7 separate regions of the Homo sapiens genome follow, and regions 2, 3, 4, 5, 6 and 7 are each linked to region 1. A link is a loop called in an ENCODE intact Hi-C map of the cell type or tissue named here. Cell type or tissue: mammary epithelial cell. All regions are shown on one strand. Region 1 overlaps BMPER (BMP binding endothelial regulator). Region 2 overlaps BBS9 (Bardet-Biedl syndrome 9). Region 3 overlaps BBS9 (Bardet-Biedl syndrome 9). Region 4 has its middle 31 kb from the start of FLJ20712. Region 5 overlaps BBS9 (Bardet-Biedl syndrome 9). Region 6 overlaps BMPER (BMP binding endothelial regulator). Region 7 overlaps BBS9 (Bardet-Biedl syndrome 9).

Region 1 (4,000 bases):
GTTCCCAGGTCCACTGCTAGCTGCCTCTTTGAGGGATCTGAGACAGCCTCATTGTGTGCCATTTCTCCATCTGCAAATCTTAAGAAACCTGTGAGGATTAATGAAATAATGTCTACAGAGATCTTTAGAAGAAAGCTGCTATGTAAACCTGAAGTATTATTCTTCTGTTTATGAGAAGTGGTATAATATTGCCTGGGAGAAATTGTGACCTGGGTTCAAAAGTGCTAAAAAGTTCTCTTGGGCTCTTTGGGATCTGGAATTGGGTTACAATGGGGATACTTCAAGGAGAAGTTGACTCTTTGACTTCATACATAGAGAGACTAGAAATTCCGATGAGAATATACACGCTGATGTGGGATCAGCTTCCCCTGCTTCCTCCTCCTTGGGGCACTTGAAACAAGACATCCATATTCCTAACAACAAATTCCTATTTGAGCCATCTTGAGACTCTCCACATGGACCACTATTGTGTAAGTTCTCAGATAATAAAAATTTGAGTAAGCATCAAAATGTCCTATTTGTGCTCAGCAATGGTGATGGCTTTTGAATCAAGGTGAAGATCTCTTTCGTGCTTCTCACTGTGCCAGAAGTTACACCACAGTGTTTGTGTGATCTGCTGTTGTCTGTTGTCTTATTTTCCCCAAGAGCTTGTAGGTTTCTGGAGACTAGGAACCTTGCTGTATGATTTCTGTCTCCCTCCCGCAGCACTGAGTATAGTGATACGTGTGCCAAGGCTTTGTTTTTCAGCTTTAGAGCCTCCACTGCTAAGCAACTTTCCCTCTCAGAGTCGCCAGGCTGGGGCATCTATCCCAGGAAATTGGCTATTTGGGATGAATGTGGGTCTACCTCCAGGGGTATTTGTATTTTGGTGGGGAATTCTTGAAGGCAGCAAAATCTGTAAGCTCCTCCCCAACAAAGACTACCGGGATGGAATAACAGGGCACCCCGCCACTTTATTCCCAGCAGTCACACTACCTGGCCTGTGTGCTTCATTGACATATTGAGTATTGTTCACTCGGGCAGAAAAAAATACCACAACCTCACAGCCTTCTTAGTTTCCTGAAAAAAGATCTGTCACTTTGAATTTGCTAGTTTGCCAAATGACAGCTGTTTGCCTCCCAGGCAGGCTTTGCTGTCATCAGAGACAGGGATGGAGGGAAAATAATGCCATCATCTAGGGGAAGGGTCTTGTGTTGATCTTCAACATGGCTAACCAAATGGACGATCAGCAGGCAGACACGAGGTATTTTCATTTTCACTCTTATTTCAAGAGATTTGTGATGGTGTTTCATAGTCTAAAAATAAAGGATCCGCCCGCAGACATTTCTCCCTCCACTACCCTCATCATATTAGCTGCTGCGTTTTCCTCTCCAGATTTTGATTCTATTATTTTTTATTATAAATGAAAGGTCAAGGAATACTTTTCGTATTCCATAATAGGATTGGTTCTGGAAGAATCTTTGAAAAAAAAAATACGTTCAAGACATTGGGGCTGGGAATAGAACGGAAGCATCTCAAAAGCATGTTTTTCTGGTTAAGGAAAGCACACGAGAACGTTTCACAGCGGTGCTCTGCTATCTTCTCTGTACCCCTCCGCCCTACGCTCATGGGAGAGCTCATTTCTCTCCCCATCAGACACTGGGAAATACTCCCAAGGCTCTGGCAGTCTCAAGGCTGCAATTCCTGAGACCGGGGACTCTGTGCTGCCATCTCGTGGCAGATCTCAGACACAGCAAGCTGGCTGCCGGAATCCTGTTTGAACTTGGCTTGCGGCGGGAGCTGTGGTTTGGCTCAAATCCTTATAGAGCTTTGTTGCCAGTCATGTTGATTTTTAAAAAATGTTTTACTCCCTATGCCCCCCTTTTAGTTTTTCATGTTGGCACTTCATTTAATGTGCCTCCAGAGGCTACATTTTGGGTTTTGATGTGTTTGGTCAATGTTAAAGAATCGGTTAACTATCTTCCTGAAAGAAGGCAGTAATGCAGACAGACGCCTTTGACAGCAGGTAGACCACTGGCTGGCAACCGTAGAAAGAGGGACACACGGGAGACTAAGAATGAAAGATGCAGTAAGGTTTATTGCTCTTATTCATTGGTTAGGTTTTTTTTTTTTTTTTTTTTAGAGTATTCTGACCTTTTCCTTGAGTGTATTTTTGCTACCATTTCTCTTGTTTAGATCTGGAGAGACTCAAACTCAAGCTGGGATTTGGGGAAAAGTGTTTGAGGATGCCAGTCTGGCTTTCAGAGGCATGATAGGCACATCTCTGTTGATATCCAAATTGGAACAACTTTCCTTGTTACCAGAAAACAGCTGGTGTCTGCAGACCTTCCCATGGTTGGCCATGACACAGGCCCCTGGAGTTGCTCTGCTTTCGTTAGAGAGTTCCTGTCTGGAGCCACCAGGAAGACACCAATCTCCCCTGGGGCCTGAGGGCAGGATCATTATTTTGTTCTCTTCTGCATCCTGAATGCCTGGGAAGGCATTTAAATGACAGGCCTCTATTTGTATTCCAGATCTGTGTCTTGGGTGACCCTGGGCAAGTTTCCTAACATTGATCCCTCCTCTGTAAGATGGCGATCATTGGGAATTTTTGGTGAAAAAAATGCACATAAGATTCTTAGCACAGAGCCTGAACACACAGAGAATGAGTTCAGTAAGTGTGAGCCAGTATTAGAAAATGTTTCTTGAATGAAGATGTGAACGGAATGAGCCCTGAACTTGAGTCACAGTGGTGACACATAGTGCATGTGGGGATGAGGCAGCCCAGGGGGTGAGGGAGTCCTGAAGGCATGGCTTTGCGTGTGCCACTTCTCTCCAGAGCCACTGGCTCAAGAACAAGTGTTTTTGTCTCTTGGCAAAATTGGGAAAGTGAATGGAGTGGTCTTAATTAACCTGTGTTTGAATTTACTCTGTAGCTGCTGGACTCAATTAAGGAAATGGAGGAATCAGGCTCTCACCAGCAATTCCCTGAGCTTTTAAAGTTTTTTCTTGGAAGGCCTGGGATTCCAAAGACTACTCCACATTCACACCAATCAGACACCAGGGCAATGATCAGATATGGCAGTTCTGTACCAATGTGACCGTTGATAGAATATTTAAAAACTCCCAGTGTAATCAGGGGGAAAAAACCCACTAAACCTACAGCTAAGGTTTAGGTTTGTTCTATGTGTGTGTACAAAAAAAAAAAAAAAAAAATCCAGATGTGAATCTACAAACCATCTGGTTGGAATAACTTTTGTGCTGGACTGTAATTACAAACTATTTATTATGAATCTTGGGATCCTGTTATGGATTTTGACTGGCTCCCAGGTTTCTAAGTCAGCAGAGTTCCTATATTTAAGCGAATGTGTGCCTTCCTATTTATCAGATCCCAGATTGTGCCATCACTTTGACTGCCCTGAGAGCTTTGAACTCTCTGTATCTGAAGATTCTTCCCTTCAGAGAGGAGATGCGCTTGGGAGTGGCCCTTGGCTAAGGCCGCAGCCAGGTTGCAGCCAGGTTTGCTGAATGCATAAAGCCATACAGTCCTGGTAACAGAAGCTCTGTTAATGAAGTTCTTTCACAATTCTCTTGGGGTGGGAGAGTCGGTATAAAATTTAGCTTGCAAGAACTACGCTTTTCAAAATGAAGTCACTGTCAACAATACCAAGCAGCATACATACCTGGTGGCTATCTGTGATGACTTTGGTGGGAGTTGGGAGAGATTATTAATTTGTAAAAAATATGTCTCTTTATTTTGAATGGTGACCATAACAATGTATGACCTTTGTAGTTTAAGAAAAAATTATAAAAATAAATCTAAGGGCTGTGCCTTATAGTTAGCCTTGATGCCACCATTATCATGGAGAAAAGGGGGTGAGGGAAGGAGTTCTGGGGAGCGTGGAGCCAGTATGCTTGGCTTCAGATTGTAGGTCTGCTGTTCACAAAGGGACTGTGGACAGCTCCTTATCCCAGCTCAGCCCCAGTGGCCACAGAAATACTCTCCCCTGATGGCAGTGGT
Region 2 (4,000 bases), 510 kb before region 1:
TTTTGTACAGAACATTAGGGAATGTTCCAGCAGAGTGCAGCAAAAGCTAGTTATTGCAAAACATACTCTTGTCTTTTCTTAGTCAGTCTGGAATGTTGAGATATAGAGGGATTTAAGATTTTAAAAATGATGGAAACAAACAGTAGAGATCTTGGAACAATGTTCTATGTGCACTCCTGCTCCCCATCCTCTGAGAAGGCCTCAAACAAGAAAAGCATTCTCTAATTTACTAAGTAACACTGATCTTTCTTAAAGAAAGGACATGGTTGGTACCTCCAGATAACACTTGAAAATTAGCATGGTGTATTTTACTTGCTTTTCTTTTCAATATAACTTTTTAAAAAAGTACACAAGTACTAAATATCAGAATTCTTTGTCAGAAAATACAGAAAAGGGAAGGGAATAAAAATAAACAATACCCTAATTGCACCACCCAGAAAATCATAGTTTAAATTTAGTATATAGCCTTCCAGATTTATGAATGTGTTGGATTATGTATAAATATAAATAAGAAATAGAAATATTTTTAAATTGGGTCATAAGGTACATACTGTTTGGAAAGTGCTTTTTCTTGTAAATATAAATTGTATGTACGGTTATAGCTGCTATAGCTTTTCGTAAATATAGTTAACTCTGGTTGCTAGTTTCAGTTATGTTTGTATGGTATGCTCCTGTCTTTTAAAAAATGTGTGACATATTACTTCACAGTAACATGTAAGTAATTCATTTTACTTTGTGAATAAATATTATTCTGATGCAGACCACTGTATATTTGATGTGTACCACAAAGAATAAATATTTACCATAGCAGAATTAGCTGATTTTTCTTACTGTTGGTGATTTACTTTAAGAAGCTTCTCTTTCTAACTTCTAGCCCATTTTTAGAGAGAAAGTGATATTTTTTAGTGGTTTGTGATTACATAGTGATGATACTTTAATTGTGTTGGTGTTTTTAAGAATATTGGCTAAGTAGTAAAATAGTTGCCCAACTTTTCCTGCTTTCTAGCTACCACAATTCAATTACTTTTGATTGTCCTGCTTTAAATTCCTACTTTATAATAATTATGTCTTCTGTTTATAATGTGATAATTTAAGAATAGAAGCACAAAAGATTATATTTGGCTCTCAACAATGAGAAGACAGCTAATTACCAGAGAAACAGAGCTATCAGATTTTTAAAGAAAAGTATAATTAATAAATGCGAATGTTCAGTTTATTTTTTATTTTTATTTTTTAAAAATAAAGACAGGGTCTTGCTGTGTTTCCCAGGCTGGTCTCAAACTCTTGGCCTCAAGCAATCCTCTCGCCTTTTCCTCCTAAAGTGCTGGGATTACAGGCATGAGCCATCCGTGCCTGGCCTTAGTTTATATATGAGCACATCTGTTTGAATTATGTCTGGCACATGAATGTCCCTGAAGGAATACTGGCTGGAAGAGAACTTGGGGTGACTAGGTCAATGACCCTTCTATCAGAACTGAATGCCGCTTTCCAAACAGGCCAGGACAGTGATCATGAGTGCCAGGGATCGGAACACTTTGCTGATTTAGGAGGTAGAAAGTCAGCCAAATTGGAAGCTGTAGCCATGTTAAAGATACTACAGAAGCTACCTGCTGAGGGGCTGAGACATTAACAGGCCTGGCTACGTGATAAGATTGACCACAAAAGCACAAGTGCGGACCCGATTCCATAGCAGAGAACATCTGCCTCTGCTGCTGGGGTCAGGAGCAGCCTGGAGCCTGTGGGAATACAGCAGGGGAGGCATGTATCACCTTGCTGTAACCACTGGTTCTTCAAGCACAAAATCAAAAAGATAGAATTTTAAAATGAAAATGTATACCTTGGGGGTGTGTGTGTGTGTGTGTGTTTCTAGCTATAAGGGGATGAGAAAAACAAAGGTTTTTGAGTCAGGGCCCACGGGTGTGCACACTGTGCTTCTGGTAGCAGGGTCTAGGATTAAGAGGGCCTTTCATATGATGTGTGAAGAATATATAAATGTAGAAAGCAAAAAAAAAAAAGTATTTAAAAATCTTGCATTGTTTCAGCAACACAATTCAGAGTCAGTAAACTTCAGAAATTATAGGTGCCCCAGGAAATAAATTAAAGGCCTGGGATCATTACTTTACAAGAATGAGCATACCAGGACATTTCGAGACCAAATTTAGTTTCTGTTCCTTCTTCAAAGACAAAACTTGAAGTCTTCTTTCAGTATGTTAATTTAAACCTCTCTAAAAACCTTGTAATTGGGGTAAGCAGCCACCAGGGGGTAGCCATGATTTGGTTAAAATTACAAGTCTGACTAGTAAAGCTTTTTCCCAGGTGGGAAAGTGAAAGGACCACTTTGATTCCTTTTTGAAGTGAAGCAAATAAAATGAAAAGAAAGTTCAGTAAATTTTACTAAACTTTCAATTAATTTCTTGATTGGTTTAAAGGACACTTTTTGAGTTTTCAGCTACTCAGTGGCATTTTTTTGCTCCGGCCACCAGCAATACAGTCTGTCTCAAACTTGACATTAACTAATGATGAACTTTGCTTTTCTCATCACCTTGTAGCTGGAAAAACACACACATACACTATGTGTATTGTATATTTAAAAAAATTCTATCTTTTTGATTTCATGCTTGAAGAACAAGTGGTTCCAGCAAGGTGATTATGGAAGAATATAGGAAAACTTGGCTTATCATTTCCAGAGAATAGAGAGAAGATTACTTTCTATTCTTATAAAAGGAGAGAACTCTTCCTTTTCCAAAGAACAGTTTTCTGCTGCCAGCTAGATGCTGCTTGAAATGTATACATTTGACACTTTAGTAGTTCTGAAATTTGCTTTGGGTTCAGTCTGGAGGGGAACATTAAAAAATACAGATTCCTGAGCTCCACCCTTAGACTCACCAAATTTCAAACGAGAAGAGATGTTTTTTTTAAAAGGTTCCCTGGTGATTCTGAGGCAGGGTCCAGGAAAATGCCTGGCAGCCTTCTCTCTTGTAATGTGTGAGAACTACACTAGTAAGAGAATATCTCAAAATGAACTTTTAAAAAAGTTCCTGTTACCAGAAACAGGTATTTAAAAATATCTAAAAAAAGCACATGTAATAAGACTTTAAGCAGAGGGTTTAACAGAATTTTGTAGGAAATTTTAATATGCAGACCATAGTGTAATGAAATTTCTTATTTGGGGGTTTCTTCTTTTATACTGATGGCCGTATAATTATAAGATTTTTTTTAATGGAAATGGAAATGTACTTCCTTGTTTAGCTGCTATTTAAGAAGGATCTAGAATATGGAGTAACTGAAGTTCCTGTTATAACTTAAGAGATTTGATCACTCAGAGTAACAGATGTGCAAGTAGATACTCACCATCATGTTATGGTAAAAAAATTTAAAAAGTTTATGATTTTTTGGATATAAATTAATATTTTAAAAATGTTTATTGACCTCTTCTTCCCCTAAAGTATGAAATAAAGGGGAAGTGATCACATTCTATTTTACAGACAAGAAACTGAGCAGTGAGGAGGAAAACCACTTATCTAAGGACATTCTAATCTACAGTAAACACATAGAAGAGTATTGGGTTATTTTGATTCCTGTGCCATTTTGTTATCTACCATTCTACATAAATGGAGAAGTTCTCCTCCCTTCCCAACCCTATGTCTAAACTTACAGTCTAGTTATAGATCCCATTGTTAGTCTTTCTACTTAGACCCCACTTTATCCAGTGGAGCTCAATTATTATTATTAATTTTTATCATTACTTATTTTAAAGTATGATGATAATACAAACAGGCACACTTTAAAAAAATTTTTTATTTTAATTTTAAGTTCCAGGGTACATATGCAGGATGTGCACGTTTGTTACATAGGTAAACGTGTGCCACGGTGGTTTGCTGCACTTATCAGCCCATCACCTAGGTATTAAGCCCAGCATGCATTAGCTGTATTTCCTAATGCTCTCCCTCCCCCACAGCCCCCTCCAGAGGCCCCAGTGTGTGTTGTTCCCCTCCCTGTG
Region 3 (4,000 bases), 690 kb before region 1:
TTGAATGTTGCTTTTTCCATATTTTCTCTATTATGTACCTGTGAAAATCCAGTTAGATATAAGTTAGACAATCTTATGCTATTCTTTATGTCTCTTAACTTCACATGTATTTTCCATTCATCTCTAGTATTTTGATGCATCTTGGATTTTTTTAGATTTATTTGTTTTGCTTTCTAAATCACTGCTATTTAGTTACAAATTCTTATTAAAACTGCTCTTAGAGTTTTGTTAACTTTGTTCACTCTTAATTATTATATTTTTTATTTCTCAAATTTCTGTTCTTTTAAAAATTTCGCTTGGTCATTGATAAGGTCTCTTAATCATTTTTAATACCTGCTTTTATTTCCTTAAACAGAAAGTGTAATATTTTTATATTTTCTGTCAATTTCAGTACACGAAGTCTTTGCAGTTTTCATCTCATTCTCTATTATTTTTGCTGTTTCTTGGTCATGTTACCTTCAATTTTTTGTGTATTGTAACTTTGACTTTGAGGTCATATTCTTTTGAACATTATCAATGGGAATGATTGGTGTCTTTCTTCAAAGATTTGAGTAATCTTTTGTCAGATGTTTGGTGGTACTTCCAACCCAGTATCACTTTATACTAAAATCACAGACTGAGGTTTCTTGGGTCGTCCAATAGAATGAATTTAGTCTGCAAACCCACATTAAAATCAGTTTGGGGTTTATGAATTCCTAGGATAGATTTTTTTTTCCTTCATCTGGTTCCAGGTTTTGAGATGTGTACTTTATTTTGCTTTCTCCTGGGCTTGAGGGGGAATGCTATTTACAAGTTCTCCTTACAGTAGAGGTAGAGCTCTTTGTGGTCTTTGCTTTGTACTGGGGAGATAAAGTCAATATGAGGATCTACTAGATTCTCCACAAAAGGTGGTCCACAAGTTTTTTCTCCTTTACTGTATCTCATTTGAGAGCAGGAAAACTGAAGCTTATGGTTGTCTGATTTAGGAAAATGCCCAACAGCTCTTTTTACCTTTATGGGGTTCACACTTTTACTTAGTTTTTAGCTTCTAAATTTTATTTACTTTTTTTTTGCAGCATATTGATGTACTTAAAAGTACTGCTTTGAACAAACATTTTATACAGTAATTTTAGTCTGAGAATCAGGGTCTTATATGCTATTCTCCTCCTCTACTTGTCCCCTACTTATTGTTTGATTTTATTTACATTTGCAAGCAATTAACAAAGAATTCAGCATCAAGTTTTGTCTGCTAAAGTGAAATATTTAACATTTTATATTTAAATTAGATGTTACTTATAAGCATATAAAATGCTATGGTAATGATAGACCATGTTAAATTTGGAATCAGAAAGGAATTTAGAAATTATGTCATTAGGTACCTACACTATGCATAACATTCAGTTGGAGAAACAGTAGGAAGGTTAGAAGACGTAGTGTTGAGTTCTGGCCCTGCTACTTACCAGCTGTGTGTCCTTTAATAAATCATTTGAACTTTCTTGAGCCTTAGGTCTCTCCACAGTAAATGAGGACAATAATTCTTGACGTTCCCAAGTTATAGAATAGTTGGATGTGCTAATAATGTATGGACCACGTTGTAAATGGCTATTACTGTTAATTCGGAAGTCTTTCATTTGGTTCTGTTAATTTCATTGGACTTCTGTTAGAAAAGGTCATCAATGTATTCATAGATTGCTACCGTTGTTCCTCAAACCCTCTTAAAACCTGTCTCAATTCTTTAGCCTTCCTTGTTTAATTTCCTCCTTGTATGACATTGGAGCTCAGTTAACTTTTAGAGCATAGAGCAGAAACCAAGAATTTTGAAAGCTGATTTAGAAATATCTATTGGAATACACAAGGAGTGTTACATAGTTACACATGTCCTTCACATTCATATCTGATGCAGCTGAATTCCTGTTTTAAGGCATAAAATAAAGCCAGTCTTTGATAGAGAATAGTAAAAGCCTATGCAGTATCCAATTAATATTGGGAAGATTTTTAATGGGATCGTACTGCCTACTTGTCAGCAGAGGGAGCCTTTGTCTCACTTTTTGATTCCAGAACTCTTAGAGTAGTGAGATTTTAACAAGTCAGAATATTTATGGAAAATGTCTGTTTCCTCACCTAGGCCTGAATAGGAACCAGTTTTTCTTTTGTTCCTGGAAGAGAAAAACTTTTTGTGTTTGTTTTCTGAGTTCTTTATAATAGTTGTTCCCAAGTTCCTTAAAAATGGTTAATGCTGAGTTGTAACAGAGGTTCTCAATTACTATCCTATGTTAAAGTTTTGGATGGTCTTAAGATAATGGACGAAAAAGAGCTAATGTAAGTAAGTTAAAGCTAAAATTTATTCAGTTAGAGGACTACACTTAGTGATGACATTTTTTACTTCCTACTTATTTGTATTAGTATTGTCTTTTAAGAGAATATTGGTGATTATAATCTATTTCTTTAAAAAATTTCCTGACTGGGGCCAGGCGGAGTGGCTCACACCTGTAATCTCAGCACTTTGGGAAGCTGAGGCGGGCAGATCACCTGAGGTCAGGAGGTTCAAGACCAACCTGGCCAACCAACATGATGAAACCCTGTCTCTAATAAAAAATACAAAAATTAGCCAGAAGTGGTGCCACATGGCTGCAGTCCCAGCTACTCAGGAGGCTGAGGCAGGAGAATTGCCTGAACCCGGGAGGTAGAGGTTGCAGTGAGCCGAGATTGTGCCACTGCACTCCAGCCTGGGTGACAGAGTGAGACTCCATCTCAAAAAACAAACAAACAAATAAACAAACAAACATCCTGATGGGCTTTTCACAAGGCTGACAACCCTACGATGTTCTCCAGTAGTTTCTGAAATGTTACAGGTGAATGAAATTCATGAGCCTGGGAATCACTGTTTTACTGAGTACTTTAGCAAATAAAAATTGACATTTCTGAATTGAACCATTTCCAACTTCCTGGCACATTTTTTCCTAACCTTCCTCTGGGATCTTTTCTATCCTTTGGTATGTAAAGAGTGAGACTTAATAACTAAATTATCTGATATCCAAGGTATAAATAAGTATGGGTGCTGGGGGAAGTTGGCTTGATACTTTTTTTAAAGCATGCTAAATTTTGGTTTAAGATTGCCATACATTCCTACCATGTTCTATGTACTGTACCAGGTAGTTAATACAGGTTCCCTCCTCCCCTCCTTTAGTCTTTCTAGCAACCCATTGCGGTATAGAGGTTATAATAAGGCTTATTTTGCATTTGAAGATACCAACTGGATGAAATTAAACAAAGTACCCAAGTCACATATTTAGGATGTGTCTGTGAAAGCCAGAATTCAAAACCTTATCATCTTGTGTTTCTGAATCAAAAATCACTGCCCTTTCCACTACTTATTGGTACTATATCTACATTTGATACTCTTTCCATATTTGTTCAATTTGTTGTTTTATGATATACCATCCTGCTTTGGAAACAGGGAACAGTCAGGGAGTATCCTAATTAGTGCCCCTTTTTGGTACTTTGCCTGCTGATAATAATCTCTTGTTTTGTATTGAAAAGAAAAAGACTTTGTACCCAGGCTCTAATAATTACTAGAGCTTTAAGTTTAATCTGAGTATGCTTTTGAAGTCAGAGTTTTATGAAATACTAAGGGATCTAAGGATCATTCTGCTCCTTTGGTGTCCACTTTGGGCTTCCACAATTTATTCTTTGTGGTTGAATGATTTTTCTCCTAATTTGTATATTTTCCTTGTAGAGTTCTCAGCCATGCTTCCTTTATTTCCTATATTTTTTATATTGTCTTTCCAGTAGGCTTTATCTCTTTATTTTATTTTTTTAAGAGCAGATTTAACCTTAACCTTTCCCCTCTCTTCTTAACAGATCTTAGTGTTTCTAGTGTTAGGCATACAATGAGTACTTAGTCTTTTGACTTAGTTCTAACTCTGTAATACCAAGATGGATACTAAACTCTGTAATAATTTTGAATCACAGTCTCTTAAGTGTCACATACCAAAACTAATTATTTCAGGACTTTCACCTT
Region 4 (4,000 bases), 180 kb before region 1:
ATTGCCGGGCTATGTAAACAATACTGGGTCTGAAATTGAGCCTTGGGGACTCCCTTTACAACTGACAAATTGAGAAACAAGGCCATCAACTCTCACACATTGCATCCGGTGAGTTAAATAACTCAGCCAAGATCCATTTCCAGCCCAGTCTGAGATAATCTCTGTCCTGTAATAATAAATCATAGTCAAGGGCGTCGGATGCCCCAGGCAGATCTATAAACCCGTAAACAAGGCTATGCTCCACAATTTTGATCACTCTTAAAAGCTCAAGCCAAATCATTCATGGGTTTAATCTCAGCATTGGTCACAATTACATTCACAGCTCCCGTCTGCCCATGAAAAACAGCAGAGTTGCTGTTTAGAAATAGATCAAGGTAGTAGCTTTCTCTCTTTGTTGATTTTTTGGCTTTCCCTTCTGTACTCATGAAATCAGTGAAAGCTGGCGTCTGCACTGGGGATCAGCCACAGAGAGCATGGGACAAGTTCTATTTATTCCAAAGGAAGGAAGCAGAGGAAGATTGCATGGTAAAGCCGGGTTGCTGGGCAAATGATTCCATTGTCGTAGAACGTGGAACCAGAGTTTTGGGCAGAAATGGCCTGGGGAATGGTGAATTTGCTCAGTTGTGCCTCCTAACTGAGTTTTTTCACTTTGCGTTGGTGGCTTATGTTCATGGTTTCATAGGTTTAACTGTCTGATTGGTGGCCACTTTGAGCACAATGGGATTGTTAACACTTGTTGGTTGTATAGGGTCAAAGCTTATACACGGATGAGAATTGACTGCTCAGACCAAGTGTTTGGCAATTCTCAGTCTGTATTTTGTTCTTTAACTTGCTCTAAAATTCACAATAGAGTTAATCTATTCCTCTTCTCGAGCTTTACTTATTTTCGGAATTAATTATAGTTGGCCCTCATTATCCACAGTTTAGCTTTCCCAAGTTTCTGTTACCTCAACTGTGGTCCAAAAATAGGTTAAGTACAGTACATTAAGATATTTTGAGAAACAGAGAGAGACAGAGACCATATTAATATAAATTTTATTACAGTATTTATTATAGTGTCTAATTTCACTATGGTTAATTTTTTCCTGTGCCTAATTTATAAATTTATCATAGGCATATATGTATAGGCAAAAACAGTGTCTATAGGGTTCAGTACTATCCAAGGTTTCAGGCATCCGCTGGGGGTCTTGGAATGTACTCTCCACGAATAAAGGGAGACTGCTGTTCACACAAGAGCTGAACAGCCAAAACTGGGGAGATTGATAGGGGGTACCAAAGAGAGAATTTGGAGTTCAAAGTAAGATGCGTAACTCCTTTTATGATTAATATTGGCAGGAGAGGGAATTAGCATTTGCTAAACACATACTCAGTTCAAGGCACTATGCTGCCTGACTTGGAAATGTTATCTCACTTAATCCTGACAGTAATCCTGTTGGGTGATATAATCATTATTTAAGAAAGAGGAGGCTGGGCGTGGTGGCTCAAGCCTGTAATTTGTTTTACACTTTGGGAGGCCGAGGTGGGCGGATCACAAGGTCAGGAGTTTGAGAAGAGCCTGGCCAATATGGTGAAACCCTGTCTCTATTAAAAATACAAAAATTAGCCGGGCGTGGTGGCGCACACCTGTAGTCCCAGTTACTTGGGAGGCTGAGGCAGAAGAATCGCTTGAACCCGGGAGGTGGAGGTTGCAGTGAGCTGAGATCGTGCCACTGTACTCCAGCCTGGGCGACAGAGAGAGACTCTATCTCAAAAAAAATAAAGAAAAAAAGAAAGAGGAAAATCAAGACTCAGAGGGGCGAGGTCACTTGCTCAAGCACACATAGCTATGTGACTGACAGAGCTGAGAGATGAAACTAGGTTAGGGTGACTGTCAACACACAGTGTTTCTCCTGTGCCTCACTGCCTCCCAAGAGTGAGATCTCAAATTTATGTGACATCTCTGACTTAAGGCTGGGTAGGCAAATAGGATTTTATGTCAAAGTTGCTGTATTAGTAGTAGTGCCTGGAATGCCGTGTGGAGAAAGATTGTCGTTGGGTGAAATTCTCCAGTTGATGAATGGTGTTGGCCACGTGTTTGGCTGGGGAGGCCAGCAGGCAGCAGGCCGGCTGAGCGTATGCTGGGTTCGCCTCAGGTTACTAGGAGGCATAGTCTATTGTCAAGCAGAATTGTGCCTGTGTGTTGGGTAACAATGTATACCCACAATGGTTATACGTTGGTGCAATGTATTATTCATAACCTGTTAGGAAGAAAATTCTGTTGAAAAAAGCCTCCTAATTGCCACTCTGGAAAGTATCAAGTTGTGGTCCATCAGCATTTCAGGGGCTTATATTTTTGTAAGTAAAACACACTTGAAGGCACCCTGGCAATACCTAGGGTATCCTGCCCTTAAAGCATCCTATTTAGAGAGTAATTATTTTCTATCTTTGTTGCAGTAACAATAGGGGAATGAAACCTAAATGAATGATCAAAACAAAAACTCCTCCAACCACGAGGTGGCGCTATAATCTATTACTCAATTTATAAATGCTTCGTGGATTGCTTGCTGACTATTCTCTTTTTGTTCCTGTTTTACTTGCTTACTTTTTAAAAATTTATTTTTTTAATTGAAAAATAAAAATTGCATCTATTTATTGCATACAACATGTTACTTTGAAATATGCATACTCTGTGGAATGCCTAAATTGAGCTAATTAACGTATGCATTACCTCACACACTTTTTATCTTTTGTGTGGTGAGAACATTTAAAATCTACTCTCTAGGCAAATTTGCAAAAATACAATACAATACAATACATTGTTATTAACTGTAGTCATAATATTGTGCAATGGATCTGTAGAACTAATTCCTGCCATCTAACTGAAATTTTGTACTCTATTTTTCTTTTCACACTCATTTTAGTTCTTTCCTTCATTTCTCCAACCCTTCTCAAAACAAACTAACGAGCCAATGGTCCAACAAGCAAATATCTCCTCCAAGTACCTTTTTTATTATTATTCTTTCCTCATAGTCCCCGTATTTTAAATGACTTAATGTAGCAAACAAACCTTAATTAGTAATAAAAATTCATTTGGGGGTTTTCATTAATCAAAGACTATCAGAGCTTCTGCTCAGAATATGTGTTATCAAGTAAGTTATGTTTCTCCAGCTAAAAATTAAAGACATTTAGTATTTTAGATAGCATGCCTATGTAATGTTATCAAGGTTTTTTTTTTCAAGTAATGGAAATTGTTCACCAATACTCATTACTGCCTTTAAAGACTTCTGGGAGGGGTGTCTTTAAACTCTTTTTGAGAATCAAATTCATTCCTGGGTCCCTGGGTAGAAATTTTGTAAATATCAGGATGCTGAGGCTGCCTCTCCAAAAGCAATACCTACTGGTTCTCTTTCTTGGTCGTTTGCTCACAAATTCAAGCTCCTTGCCCAGGATTTAATTCTCCATTTCGGAGAATTTAATCCTGAATAACACTTACACCTGAATAACGTCTTTAATTCTAGGTTCTTATCATTCACCAAGAAAACTAGGCCATTTTGGTTTAAATTAAATCACCGAAGTTCTTGTATGATTTGTTGGTAATAGTAAAAGAGACTAGACTCATGAAATTAGGGATCGCTCACAGTTGTAACAATTAGACCACACTTCCTCCCAGACACAAGTTTTAAGACTATCAATTAAATATAAACAGGTTTTCTGGCTGTAAGATTTTAGCTTTTGTTTCCTTTCCAGTTAGCCTAGAACCCAGCAGTCCACATGTGCCTGAGAGAGGAAGAGATGGTAAGACCAAATGTTGCTCAAAACCTTGGAGACAAGTTTGGTTCTAGCATGAGCTGAAGTTTTACTAGATTAGGAATTTATATAGGCTATGTCCTTCAATTCGTCTACATAATTTCCCATTGTCTAGTGAGCACTATAGCTCAAGGACCAATGGCACCCAACACCTTAGAAATAAAATTCGTGAGTCCAAAGACAAAGCATGCTATTGTTTGGCTCCTTCCACTGC
Region 5 (4,000 bases), 470 kb before region 1:
TTATGTAGAGGAGTTTCCGCTTCTACAAAACTAGTCTCTTAATATTGAGAAATAGGATAGGAAGATTTCAGGACCTTTATTCCACCTGTCCTGAGGGTAAGATTTTAAGACTTTCTCTGTACCAAAGAAAAAGGACTCTTGGGTCTTGGTCATGTTATTGTTTTAATAAGCACTGTCACTATAGTCACTCAATGAGAAATGTCACCGTATTCATTTCTGTATGTTGAGAGATCAGATACCTTCTGAAACTTACTTGTTGATGGAATAAGATATAATTTACACTAAAATACTTCACAGAATATATGGAAAACATGTATGGTATCTTAGGATGAAAAGTCTTTTGAATTTTCCTTAGCTAGCTGATGATTTTGAACTCAAGGTTAGTTTGTCTGGAAGCATGATATATTTATCTGTAAAAAAGAAACTTTCAGGAAATTGTGTCTGAAAAGAGTGTTAAAGACCTCAATATCTCTATTTAGAGTTTAAAAATACAACTTAACTTTTAATTTAACCACTTTTAGTCAATGCTCTTAAAGTGCCCATTCCATAAATCACCCTATCGTTTGCCAAATAGTTGCCATTTATAGATCAATAAAAGTCCGAAGAGGTTAAGTGACGTTCAAGTAACACAGCAAGTGGCAGGATCAGGAAAAGGTTTGAGGCTTTTAATTTCTAGTCTTTTAGCTCTGAGACAATTAGCTGGTTCTGCTCTGAGATCAGCACTATCCAATTTAAATGGAGTCCTCAGGTGTGCTTTTAAAAGAGACAAAAAGAGACAGTTGTCTGGCCTGGATGACTCTGTGCACTTTTTTGTTTTTTGAATAATGCTTATTATAGAAAATGTCTGATTTAGCAAAACTGTTTATATCACTCTTTAAGAAGAAATGTGAAAGTCATCCGAGGAAAGGCTGAATGGAACACATCTGAAAAATGTAAAAAGTTGATTTTTTGAATGAGAGAAAAAATGTAAAAGATAAAAACAGGCTTCTTTTAGTATTTTTGAGAATAAAGTTTTCAGAACAGCATCCCAATGTACCTGTTTGTTCATTTGTTCCATAGATTTCTTCTTTGAGAGTATATGGTATCAGTATATATAATTAGACTTTCATTTAAATTTCTAGTCCATTTGTGGATTACCTTACCACTTTGGGGAGTGTTTATATTAACTATTCTGTGCCAGTTTTTCTTTGCGGAAAATCTTTCTCTGCTTTTTGCTAAAATAAGTAACAAACAAGAAGCTAAAGATTATAGCTAATGGTCTAGAACAAAGGATTAGAATCCAATTCTGGCAGAAGCCAAATGAGTTACAGTGAATTTGGCACAGGGTGTAAAAGGAACTAGTCTCTGTTAATTGTATGTTCCTGTTTGTAAACAGGTGTTTGCCCAAGGGGAGTACACTGCACTTCTTTTCAAATGTTATGGAAGAGTGATTCACTGGAATAGGTGAACATTTCTCAGTTTCACACCCCGAATACATTATGACAATTCTTTTAGTACTCTGGGCTCAGTGAGTTTTATTAGTAGCAGAAAAGATGGGATTCCAGAAACTGTAGCACCCTCCTTATTTGGTGTTTCTGAGTTTAACTGGCAGGCTGTTGTCCTTGTCTTTAATTAAATTACTTCTCAACCAAGTGTCTTTGAAGGACAGCTTTTGTGAAATGTGTCAAACACTAGGGCTTTTTTCTTTTCTGCCATGAGGCTTGTTGGCAGCAGTGGGAATGAAGTTAGGGGATCAGGAGTACAGTGTTAAACCAGTTATTAAAAGGGCCTTATTGCCAATTACTGAAGAGGAAAGAAGAAAATAAACACTCAAGAAGACAAAACGAACTCCTTTCCATTGAGATCCCTCTTCCCTTTGCTTGTTCTTTAACGCCAGCCAGAATCTTGCGGTATTGTTCTGCTTGTTTTAACTATCATGTTTTATTTTGCTCAGCATTTTGGAAATTTCTCTAGAGCTGTGGTTCTCAATTGGGAGTGGGATGATCGAGACTCCGGGACATTTGGCAAAGTCTGGGGGCATTTTTGATTGTAACAGCTGGGGAGAAGGGAGAGGATACCATTGGCATCTAGTAAGTAGAGGCCAGTGATGTTGCTAAACTTCCTACAGAGGGCAGAGCAGCCCTCACAGCAAACAAGTATCCAGCCCAAAATGTCCACAGGGCTGAGGTTGAGAAGCTCTGCTCTATAGGAAGAAATTAAAAGGCATTTAAAAGAAGTGGCCCGTCTCTACAAATTCATAGCCAGTTTGTGCAAGCAGATATTCAAAATATCTCATTTCAGTGCCTTTGCACTGAAAATGAGTTTTTGTTTTGAGCACTTCCTTACTCTCTGGCACTACATGCTGCTCCAGGTTTGTCTTATATATCTCTTGCCCCCTGCTGGAATCAGCCATTTCTCCAAGGAGCCCTGGTCTTTTTATTGAAGAAACCAAGATCTGGGCATTAGGTGTGCTTATTGGCACTTAGTTTTTTAAACTCCAAAATCTAAGCTTAATTTGTTAATGAGACCAGTTTTTAAAACTTGGTCTTTACCATATATTATATAAGTGTACTTTAAAAATTCTTTTCTTATGTTTGAGCTTACATGGAACATTCTAATTACCCAAGTAATATTGAAATTCAAAATGAATCTTTATAAGTTAAATGAAACCTGCAATAACATGGATTGTAAAATGTATTGCTTTTATAATATACTGATGGTGTTTGAGACTACTGTTACTTTAAAGCGACTTTGTTATTGTACACTTTTTACCATATGTAGTTTTATTTAGTTTTATTTCATAGCCTCCTACAGCTGAAAGGCACTTAATCCTGCCTTGTCTACAAATCGATAATTTGTTCTGAAGTGTGTGAAAATCTGCATAATGATGAACCTGGCTAAAAGAGTTCTATTGTGATTTACGTTAAACTGATAGTCCTTCATTTGGGTAATGTTCATATCTCTGTAGAAATTTAAGGTTTAAATTCTCCTAAGATAGTTTCTGGAATTTCTTGGCTTTATCTTTAACTGCTTTGTTTATTTCAAAAACTGTCTTCTATGCCCATAATTGATTGACGTAACCTGTCAGGGTTTTCTCTTTAAGTAGCATTGTTGATTTTTAAACCATTTTAGGTACAAGGGAAAATAATTTTGATTTTAAAATGAATATTTTCTCTTATTAAATATTTTTTATGTACTGAAAAACTCTTAAGATTTAGACAAAATTTTATGTTTTATCACACTTAAATAGACATATAAAGAAAAATACAAGCAAAATAATTTGTTCAAGGTATTCTTAATTTTTTTTTCACATTCAGAGTCTATTTGGGATCACTTTTAAACATAGAATTGTCAATGTCTGTATTTTTCCAAACATTACTGTCCTCTATATCATCAGAAGTTTTGGTGATGTAGCATTTAAAAAAATAATTTGAGATGAAATTCACATGACATAAAATTGATCATTTTAAAGCGAAGAATTCATTGACATTTAATGCATTCACAATGTTGTATGATCTCTACACCTATCTAGTTCTAAACCATTTCCATCACTCCAAAGTAAAACGCCTTACCCAATAAGCAGTTTCTTTCATTAACCCATTTCCCTAGACCCTGGCAACTACCAGTCTGAGTTCTCTCTCTATGGATTTATCTTTTCTGGATATTTCATATAATTGGAATTATACAATATGTGATCTTTGCATCTGACTTCTTTTACTTAGCATAATGTGCTGAAGGTTTATCCACTTTGTAGCATGTAGCAGTACTTTATTCCTTTTTATGGCTGTATAATAGTCCATTATGTGGCTGTACCATGCTTTGTTTTTCCACTCATTTATTGATGGATATTTGGGCTATTTCCACCTTTTGGTTATTGTGAATAGAGCTGCTATGAACATGTGTGTATGTGTTTGAGTACCTGTATTCAGTTCTTTTGGGTATATACCTAGAAGTAGGGTTGTGGGATCATATGGTAATTCTATGTTTAACTTTTTGAGGAACAGCCAAGTGGTCTTCCACA
Region 6 (4,000 bases), 160 kb after region 1:
ATCTCAAGTCACTTGGCTGCCTTTGGGTGTTTGAATGAGTCTGGTTATTCTACCTGAGGAAGAGTTTAGGTCTGCCTTATGGTCTAGCCCACATCAAATGTGCACATGGAAAATAAGGAAGCAAAATGAGAATTATTTGGATCTTGGCCAACTGTGAGACTTCACGTCTAGAGTCAGATGACAGTAGAAACAGGGCTTGAGGATGGAGGGAGGAAGGACTCTTATTAAGACTCAGGACTCCATAACCTTTTCTAACTCTTTTTAACCCCCTTCCACGCAAAGCAACTGGTTACAAAGGAGACTTGGATTTGACTTCCGCACTGCAAGGTTGTGTTTCTGAGTTGATGAGTTTGGCCTGGGTGTACTTCCATTTACTACACAATTCCATGGGTTCAAGAGCTATGGCTGCCTATAACTTTAACCACTGTGGGTGTGGGAGGAAACACAAGATGAACACAGCCCAAAAGGCCTTGTTTAAGTGATTTGCCTGTGCCTCTTAAAATTAGAAAACTCCTGTGGTCTGAAGCCACAGAGAGGTTATTTTTACTCTTTAATTACCACCAGTTTATTTCCCCTAGTTCTCATTAAATATGATTTTTTTATTTGATCTTTGGACATAAAAGATAAAGTTCTATAAAGGCGGCTCGAAGTGGGGTGGAAAAAAGACTGTCCCTGTCATCACAAATCCCCGAACATGGCTGTATGTGCCAAACCATTTGGCTCCGAGTCATGGGTTTAGCTCCTTCAAGCCATTTTCCTGTTATAACTTGAATTCTCTGGGTTCCCTTCTTTCTCCTCTCTGTACCACCCCTAGACTGACCTCTTGTCTAGTGAAACTGAGGGATCTTAACGTGAGACTTTGCAGTGAGTTAAACAGCTAGATAGACAAACCTGGCTTTATTTGGAATCTAAAAACCCTCACTTGAAGGTCTGATGGAAAGCAGTAGAATATAGCAATTAAGAACTTTGTGGTGCCCCAGGATTCAAAATCCAGCCCAGCTATGCAACCTAAAACAATGACCTAAGCTCTCTAAACCTCACCTTACTTATCTGTGAAGTGGGGATAATAAAAGAACCTACCTTGAAGAGTCGCCATCCAGATTCAGTAAGATTATGAACATGAATGCATGTGCTTAACACAATGCCTGCACATAGTCAGCGCTCTATAATTGTTGCCATCATTTCTTCCGTGATTAATTCAGTAATGAAGAAGAGTAAGATCTCTTTTGGAAGCTCCTCTATCCTGTTTGCAAATTTGGATTGGACCCTTCTCTGCTTAAAATAGAATGGAAAGGCTGTGCTTCTCCCAGGGCCAAGCAGCCTACACCTTTGATTTTTATCCCATTTCAAAGGGATGTATTGAAAACAAAAATTGGAGAGAAGGTCTGAAGAGATTAGTTTCTTTTTTGAATTTCTATGCTTTTTGCCTTCGGTGATTTATTTAGTGTTATGATTTCTGGACTGCAACAGAAATATGATGAGCGCTTCAACAGAAGTTACGAATGATGACTTGGGCACTTATGAATAAAGAGCATTGGATTCCTTAGGTGGCCAGGCAAATGCTCCCCTTCTGCCCTTAATGATTCTACAGCATCTACAATGGAGGATGCTTAGCTGTGTAAAGGGCTTGATGCCCTGAGTTGGGCAGCTCATGAGAATGTTCTTGGGATCCTTGTGCATGGAGATTTAGAGGCCAGGATGTGGTGGGAAGTAGGCTTGTGCTCTCCTGATCAGTGTCATTGTGTCATGGTAGAGTGCCCTTCCACAGTGGGCCACTTCTTCCTGGAAAGGGCAGAGGAGCTCAGGAAGGAGAGCTGGGCAATTCTGCCTGCCCTGCCCTCTGCTGGTGATCTCACAGTCCAACAGGAGGATGCACCTTCATGAACCTGAAAGGGAGAGTGGCCAGTGTTGGCCAGATCCTGTTTCTCCCCCTTATTTCCAAGTGCATGTGTGGCAGAAGAAGAAAATAAACCAGGTGCAATGTGGAAAGATATTCTCTTCTCAGTGGAGCTCCAGAAAGGACCTAACCTCAGGGTTTGTAGGAGACTTTATGGAGCAATGGACTGAGAATGAGCCGTGGGGAAGGGGACAGCAAGCTGGACTCCAGCCCAGCTCTGCCACTGTTAGCAGTGTGCCCTGGTGGCTAGCTGAGTTCAACATCCTTTATCGAAAGAACTGATACACAGTAACTACCTGGCAGGATTGCTCCTCTGAGGACTGAGGCCAGTGGAGGGTACAGCGCTGGCACACGGTAGTCCTGGCACAGAGCGTGCTGCTGTCCTGTATCTCTTACTTTCTATGGAGAAGCTTGCCCCTGGATTCACCGTTTACCTTTCTGATTGTCCACATTTTCTCCTGATGTCATCACGGAGGACTGATTACATAAACTCCCCCTGATGCATCTGTGGAACAATCTCAAAATCAACTGTTTCTCTTTTGCGACACTTCCTCCAGGTAGTGTAAGTGACGATTGCATTGCAATCGTTTAAAAAACTATTGTTTTTTGTCTCATGAGAATGTCATGTGTTCATTGTACTTGTAAATAATGTTGAAAAAGTAAGGCAAAATCAGCAATCATACATCCCACACATGTAAATTTTTGCTGGTACATTTGATATCATTGGTGGAATTTCTAAAATGAACCCAAAAGTATAGTCAGATCTGTGGCTGTGACACATTTTTTGAGCCCTTACAAGACTCAAAAATTTATTTTATTTTCCCCCCATTCTCCAAAAAATATCTGTATTTTCCTTTAAGGACAAAGAATGAAGTAGCATAACACACCCAAATAACTTTCTGAGCACCACTGTCTTGTAACAGAGGGAAGGGAGAATGCAAATAGAGTATTTTTTCTGAGAAAATATTACCCATTTTGGGTTTCCTTACTCTTACAACAAATCCCACAGGGCAAATTCTATGATAATTATGAGATAATGCTTCTTATAAGGTCAAAATAATAATGACAATGTCTCTGAATTAGGTTTTACTTTTGAGATGTCTATGGTTTATTTTATTTTATTTATTTATTTTTTTGAGACAGAGTCTTGCTCTGTCACCCAGGCTGGAGTGCAGTGGCGCAATCTCGGCTCACTGCAACCTCTGCCCCACAGGTTCGAATGATGCTCCTGCCTCAGCTTCTCAAGTAGCTGGGATTATAGGCGCCCACCACCACACCCGGCTAATTTCTGTATTTTTAGTAGAGATGGGTTTTCACCATGTTGGCCAGGCTGATCTCGAATTCCTGACCTCAGGTGATCTGCCTGCCTCAGCCTCCCAAAGTGCTGGGATTACAGGTGTGAGCCACTGTGCCCACCCTGCAATGTCTATGGTTTATAACTCCTATTTATTTTGGTCTTTTATTCAATTTAACATTTTTAATAGTAAACAGTCCAGTGTGTAAGTACTTGAAAAACTACCACTTTGTAAATGAATGAGAAATTACTTCATAGTAATCAATATTTCTTTATTTTTTTCTGTTTTGGGAATTTTTTTTAAGCTTCACAAATCAATTTGACCCATTTTGGCTAATTTGGCATAAAAATTTGATATATAATTAAGTTCTTTTCAATCAGCATAGCTTGCTTTAATTAACTAACTGAATATGTTTGGGTGCAAAATAATTTAGTTACAAACTGCAGAAAAGTTTTAACCAAATGCATTGATAACACATCTCAAGTCTTAGCTTTGCTAATTGACTTCTCAAATTAGATAACCCTCTTTAATAATTGTTTGCATTATCCTTTATTAGTGCATTATAGAAATTCCTGGGAGCTGGAGAGGCAGTGTACTGTGTACCCACCTGGAAAAATTAACGTGAAGTTGTTTAGATTATATTTGGATTCAAATGTAGGCTACCTCGAAGAGAAAAAGTGTTGGGTGTGTTCTTGCCTTCTTTCTCCTTTTTCATCTCATATTCATCTCTCTTCTCCAGCCTCATATTGCTTCTCCCTTCATGTCCCAGATGCCAACCGAGCAATCCAAGAGGAATAGGCAAACTCGC
Region 7 (4,000 bases), 750 kb before region 1:
CTAGAGCAGTCAATTTTGAGCTTGCAAAAGCTTTTAACTGCTTGAGATAATTTTTAGAGCTCTGACATAAACTCCAAAATTCCTGTCCTCCAGATGGCTGAGAACAAGAGAAAGTACTGCCACGTACTTAAAAGGTCAAGCTCCCAAGGACATAAAACAAGACAAGCGGGGAACCTCATTCAGTTTTTTTTTGTTTGTTTGCTTCAGGAACCTGCAGCAAAGTTTGTAGCTGACTAGTTTGCTGGGCTAGCTTGAACAGCAGGCTTGTTCTAAGCCCATGTGTCCTAAGCCCATGTTCAATCTTAAGGTACTCCTCTTTATGACAGAATATAGTAAAAAACATTTATAGCAGAAAGTTCCCCAGAGTTGCTATAGCTTAAGACCAGCCTCACAAATCCTTTTTCTCATTAATTAAAATATTGCAAGAGGTAGTGATTTTTACCACACCTATAAGCAGTTTGCACACAGAGAGAGAGAGAGAGAGAGAGAGTGAGAGAAGAAAGGCAAGGGAAGGGAGAAAAGCATTGCCTGCAGTGGGGTGGGAAGACGAGGAGCTTAGGGGAAGCTAGAGAAAGACCCACCATTGCAGTGACACTAAACAAAGTTCAGGTGGTTGCTTGTAATTTGCTAAGGGATCTTTTCCAGCAGTCCCATCAGCTTTCAAGTTTCCCCTTTTGGGGAGAAAAGAAGCTCCCCATGTCCGGTGATCCTGTACATGCCTAATCCCCCCACAGCCATCAGCAAAGAGCGCAAGGCAGATTAATCCAAAGAAAATAGTGGTTAACATCCCATAATGCCAAATTCATTTTTAACCAAGAGATTTTACTGAGAGGGGCCTCTAACCGCCTAAATCTTAAGAAGAACTCTAACCTTCCTAAGTTGGGTCTCGAACCCAAATTTGTCGAGAATCCTTACTTTTTATTAAGAGGGTCATTTAACCCATTCTGTCTTAGGAGAGACTTTAAATCTTCTAAGTTGGGCCTCTAATCCACCACTTAACCATAGTCGGCCAATGGGTTCTGCATTCTGTTTCCTTTGGGTCAGGAGTCTCCTTCGTATCGTTCTTTCATGGTTCACCAGGAGAATGTTACTGGAAAGGGGTCCTGATCTAGACCCCCAGACAGGGTTCTTGGATCTCAAACAAGAAAGAATTCAGGGCAAGTTCATAGAGTAAAGTGACAGCAAGTTTATTAACAAAGTAAAGGAATAAAAGAATGGCTACTCCATTGGCAGAGCAGCCCTGAGGGCTGCTGATTGGCTATTTTATGATTATTTATTGATTAAATGCTAAACAAGGGATGGATTATTTATGAGTTTTCCAGGAAAAGGGTGGGCAATTTCCCCAGAACTGAGGTTTCCTCCCCTCTTTAGACCATACAATGTAATTCCCTGATGTTGCCATGGCATTTGTAAATTGACATGGCACTAGTGGGAGTGTCTTTTAGCATGCTAATGCATTATAATTAGTGATAATGAGTAGTGAGGACAACCAGAGGTCACTTTGGTCGCCATCTTGGTTTTGGTGGGTTTTGGCTGGCTTCTTTACTACATACTGTTTTATCAGTAAGGTCTTTGTGACTGTACCTTGTGCCAACCTCCTGTCTTATCCTGTGACTTGGAATGTCTAACCTTCTGGGAATGCAGCCCAGTAGGTCTCAGCCTCATTTTACCCAGTCCCTATTCACGGTGGAGTCGCTTTGGTTCCGATGCTTCTGACAAAGCTATGAATGAACATCTTTTTACATAAATCTTTATCTACATTTCTGATTATTTCCTTAGGATAGAGTGGAGAGGTTGAGTTATTAAGTCAGACACTTGTAAAATATTTTTTTCCAATATGAAAGTAGCTTTAGTCCTTAAATACTGTATAAATTGCAAAAAGTTCAGAACTTAGGTAGAAGAAAGTAAGACTCCAAGACTTGTACATTTCATAAGAAAGCCCACTTTCTAAGCCTGATGTCTTTAATGTATATTTAGTGTGCACCTTTCCAGTAGTGAGTGGGTGATTCTTTTAATTGGAAAGCTTCCCTGGAGTTGATGTTATTTAAAAAAGAAACCTAAAAATCCTTGTTTTCTACTTTCCTCTATTTCATATGGCATCTTATGGAATTATTGTTTGGTATTCATGTCATGTCTCAATAAAGGAATTAAACAAAACTAAAGCCCAACACAGTTTTAAGCAAATGTGTTATTTAAATTATGGAAAGGCAGTGGGAGAAGAGGTGTGCAGTATTTTGTGTGTGCGTCAAAATGAACTAACACTAGATGGCAGTCCTCTATAACTTTTGGCCTTAGTTGCTGCTGCTTTAGAATAAGGTATGGCAAGAAATCACTAATGGAGGAATGTTGATCCCATAATAATGCTTTGTCTTTTATTAAAAATAAATGTAACTTCTTTGAGTTGCACAACAGGGTGGGTTTTTAAAAGACAGTTAATTATAACAGATAACAGAATATAATATAAAAGCGCTTTCTAGCTGTGCTTCTCAAACTTTTAACTTTTTTAAAACTTTTAAGTTGCATTTGAATTATAAGGGGATCGTGATTAAAATGCGGATTCTTGTAAGTCTGAAATTGGACCTTAAATGCTGAATTTCTGACAATATTCCAGGTAATGCTAAGCTGCAGTGATCTAGAGGTGTGCTATAGCCCTATGTCTGCAAAATGCTTATTTTGTATCAGGCAGTGTTCTAAGAGCTTTTACAGGTTGAAAAAGTAACTGTGAGTGGTGGAGGGAGGATTTCTACCCAGCCTGTCTGCATCTAGAGGCTTCTGGTATTAGTCACACTAAACTGCCTCCTTGATTGGGCTGTGAGTGAATTTACCTCCTCCCCCATTCAGAAAAAACTTTCCTATCAGAATGGAGTGTAGTTTGGTTTGGCTAAAGTTAAGTGCATATCTTTGATTCTTCATAGATTATGGGAAATATGTTAACTTCTGGGTCGTATGTTTGCTTTTTCAGTTTTATTTTTCTGGTTGGTGCTTTGGTTTGTAAGAAAAGTCCAAAAAAATTTAAAATTCCTCCAAAAATTATAATATTAATTGGTTGTATTGGGCTTTTATTTATTTATTTTTGCAGAGGGGAAGTGTGTTTGAAGTTAAAAATGTTCGTTGTTTTTTAAAATTTAAATCCAAGCTGCTTTTTTGAAGGAATATGTGATTTTGGGTTCTAAAAAAATATTAGTTTATCTTTGTTTTTTATGCTCTTGACAAATTAATGCTTGCAAAATTTAGTGAGTAGCATAAGCATAGACAAACAAGTTACAGTTTGGACATATACTAAATCAATTTTGAAAAGGTAGATTTTAATAGATTTAAGATATGTTAGTAATATTGGTGGAATTTATTTGTTTTGGTAATTTGAACTCTACTTGTTTTTGAAAAAAGAACAAAATGATATTTTTGCCAGATTTTCACTTGCTTTTGTTTCTTTGTGTTACTAAAATTTCCAATGGTTGTTAACATGGTATTTTACCTAGTTAAGACAAACTTGCCATTTCAAAATAATATTTGGAAAAAGACAGCATTAATATTGATTCACAGAAAGCCAGTGGTGAAGAAAATAATATTGTTTTAAGGTCAACAGCTGCATATACTTAACGTAGTAAAATAAGATACTTCTTGTAGTCTATGTAGTATCAAGATATTTGAGCTAGAATTTCTTTCACTGATAGTCTGATTTAGAGTCCCTGTAGTAACTGACCCAAAGTCCTCAGTTACCCGAAATTTACCTTGTTGGCTGTGAAAAGATGATGAACCTTATATAGGAATCTTTCAAGTGTGTAACAGGGACACTGGGAAGGAATTGTTGGTTTGTTGTAGGTGCTTGGGCACTTTCAGGGACTGAAGCAAGTCTGGTGTGTTGTTCCTCCCTTACATCATCTCTCTTTGTCCCTCCGTCTGTCCATCCCCTCATCCATTCGATGCATATTTACTAAGAATTCTGAGTGCCCAGGCACTGTGTTAGTTTTCTTGGAATAGACAGATAAGGAAAAGACAG

The links. Peaks named below come from ENCODE experiments on the same cell type or tissue, not always from the same donor. Only the 100,000 strongest peaks of a DNase experiment are listed, where the experiment ranks them.
Region 2: a loop joins it to region 1, with 2.8 times the contacts of the local background. A loop is called at or near these places in 10 of 110 quality-filtered maps.
Region 3: it touches region 1 in a loop (11-fold over the local background); 63 of 110 quality-filtered maps call a loop at or near these places.
Region 4: a loop joins it to region 1, with 10 times the contacts of the local background. A loop is called at or near these places in 48 of 110 quality-filtered maps.
Region 5: a loop joins it to region 1, with 2.8 times the contacts of the local background. A loop is called at or near these places in 9 of 110 quality-filtered maps.
Region 6: a loop joins it to region 1, with 4 times the contacts of the local background. A loop is called at or near these places in 2 of 110 quality-filtered maps.
Region 7: a loop joins it to region 1, with 23 times the contacts of the local background. A loop is called at or near these places in 42 of 110 quality-filtered maps.

What each region holds. Positions count from the first base shown.
Region 1 is chr7:33,931,342-33,935,341 of GRCh38, forward strand. The region is part of intron 2 of BMPER (BMP binding endothelial regulator); the gene reads left to right. Among named protein-coding and RNA genes, the nearest start is that of BMPER, 28 kb to the left of the region's middle. RefSeq lists a silencer at 1,567-1,833. In mammary epithelial cell, a CTCF peak has its summit at 1,715 (motif pointing left); DNase peaks (open chromatin) are centred at 1,720 and 2,730; H3K27ac peaks cover 435 bases.
Region 2 is chr7:33,421,552-33,425,551 of GRCh38, forward strand. All of the region lies in intron 19 of BBS9 (Bardet-Biedl syndrome 9), which reads left to right. Among named protein-coding and RNA genes, the nearest start is that of BBS9, 290 kb to the left of the region's middle. In mammary epithelial cell, a CTCF peak has its summit at 2,264 (motif pointing right); no DNase peak of the experiment used is centred here.
Region 3 is chr7:33,241,498-33,245,497 of GRCh38, forward strand. The region is part of intron 5 of BBS9 (Bardet-Biedl syndrome 9); the gene reads left to right. Among named protein-coding and RNA genes, the nearest start is that of BBS9, 110 kb to the left of the region's middle. In mammary epithelial cell, a CTCF peak has its summit at 2,012 (motif pointing right); no DNase peak of the experiment used is centred here.
Region 4 is chr7:33,755,271-33,759,270 of GRCh38, forward strand. No RefSeq gene overlaps it. Among named protein-coding and RNA genes, the nearest start is that of FLJ20712, 31 kb to the left of the region's middle. In mammary epithelial cell, a CTCF peak has its summit at 2,500 (motif pointing right); no DNase peak of the experiment used is centred here.
Region 5 is chr7:33,457,319-33,461,318 of GRCh38, forward strand. The region is part of intron 19 of BBS9 (Bardet-Biedl syndrome 9); the gene reads left to right. Among named protein-coding and RNA genes, the nearest start is that of FLJ20712, 270 kb to the right of the region's middle. In mammary epithelial cell, a CTCF peak has its summit at 2,104 (motif pointing right); no DNase peak of the experiment used is centred here.
Region 6 is chr7:34,086,469-34,090,468 of GRCh38, forward strand. The region is part of intron 13 of BMPER (BMP binding endothelial regulator); the gene reads left to right. Among named protein-coding and RNA genes, the nearest start is that of BMPER, 180 kb to the left of the region's middle. In mammary epithelial cell, a CTCF peak has its summit at 1,846 (motif pointing left); no DNase peak of the experiment used is centred here.
Region 7 is chr7:33,183,632-33,187,631 of GRCh38, forward strand. All of the region lies in intron 5 of BBS9 (Bardet-Biedl syndrome 9), which reads left to right. Among named protein-coding and RNA genes, the nearest start is that of BBS9, 56 kb to the left of the region's middle. In mammary epithelial cell, a CTCF peak has its summit at 2,272 (motif pointing right); no DNase peak of the experiment used is centred here.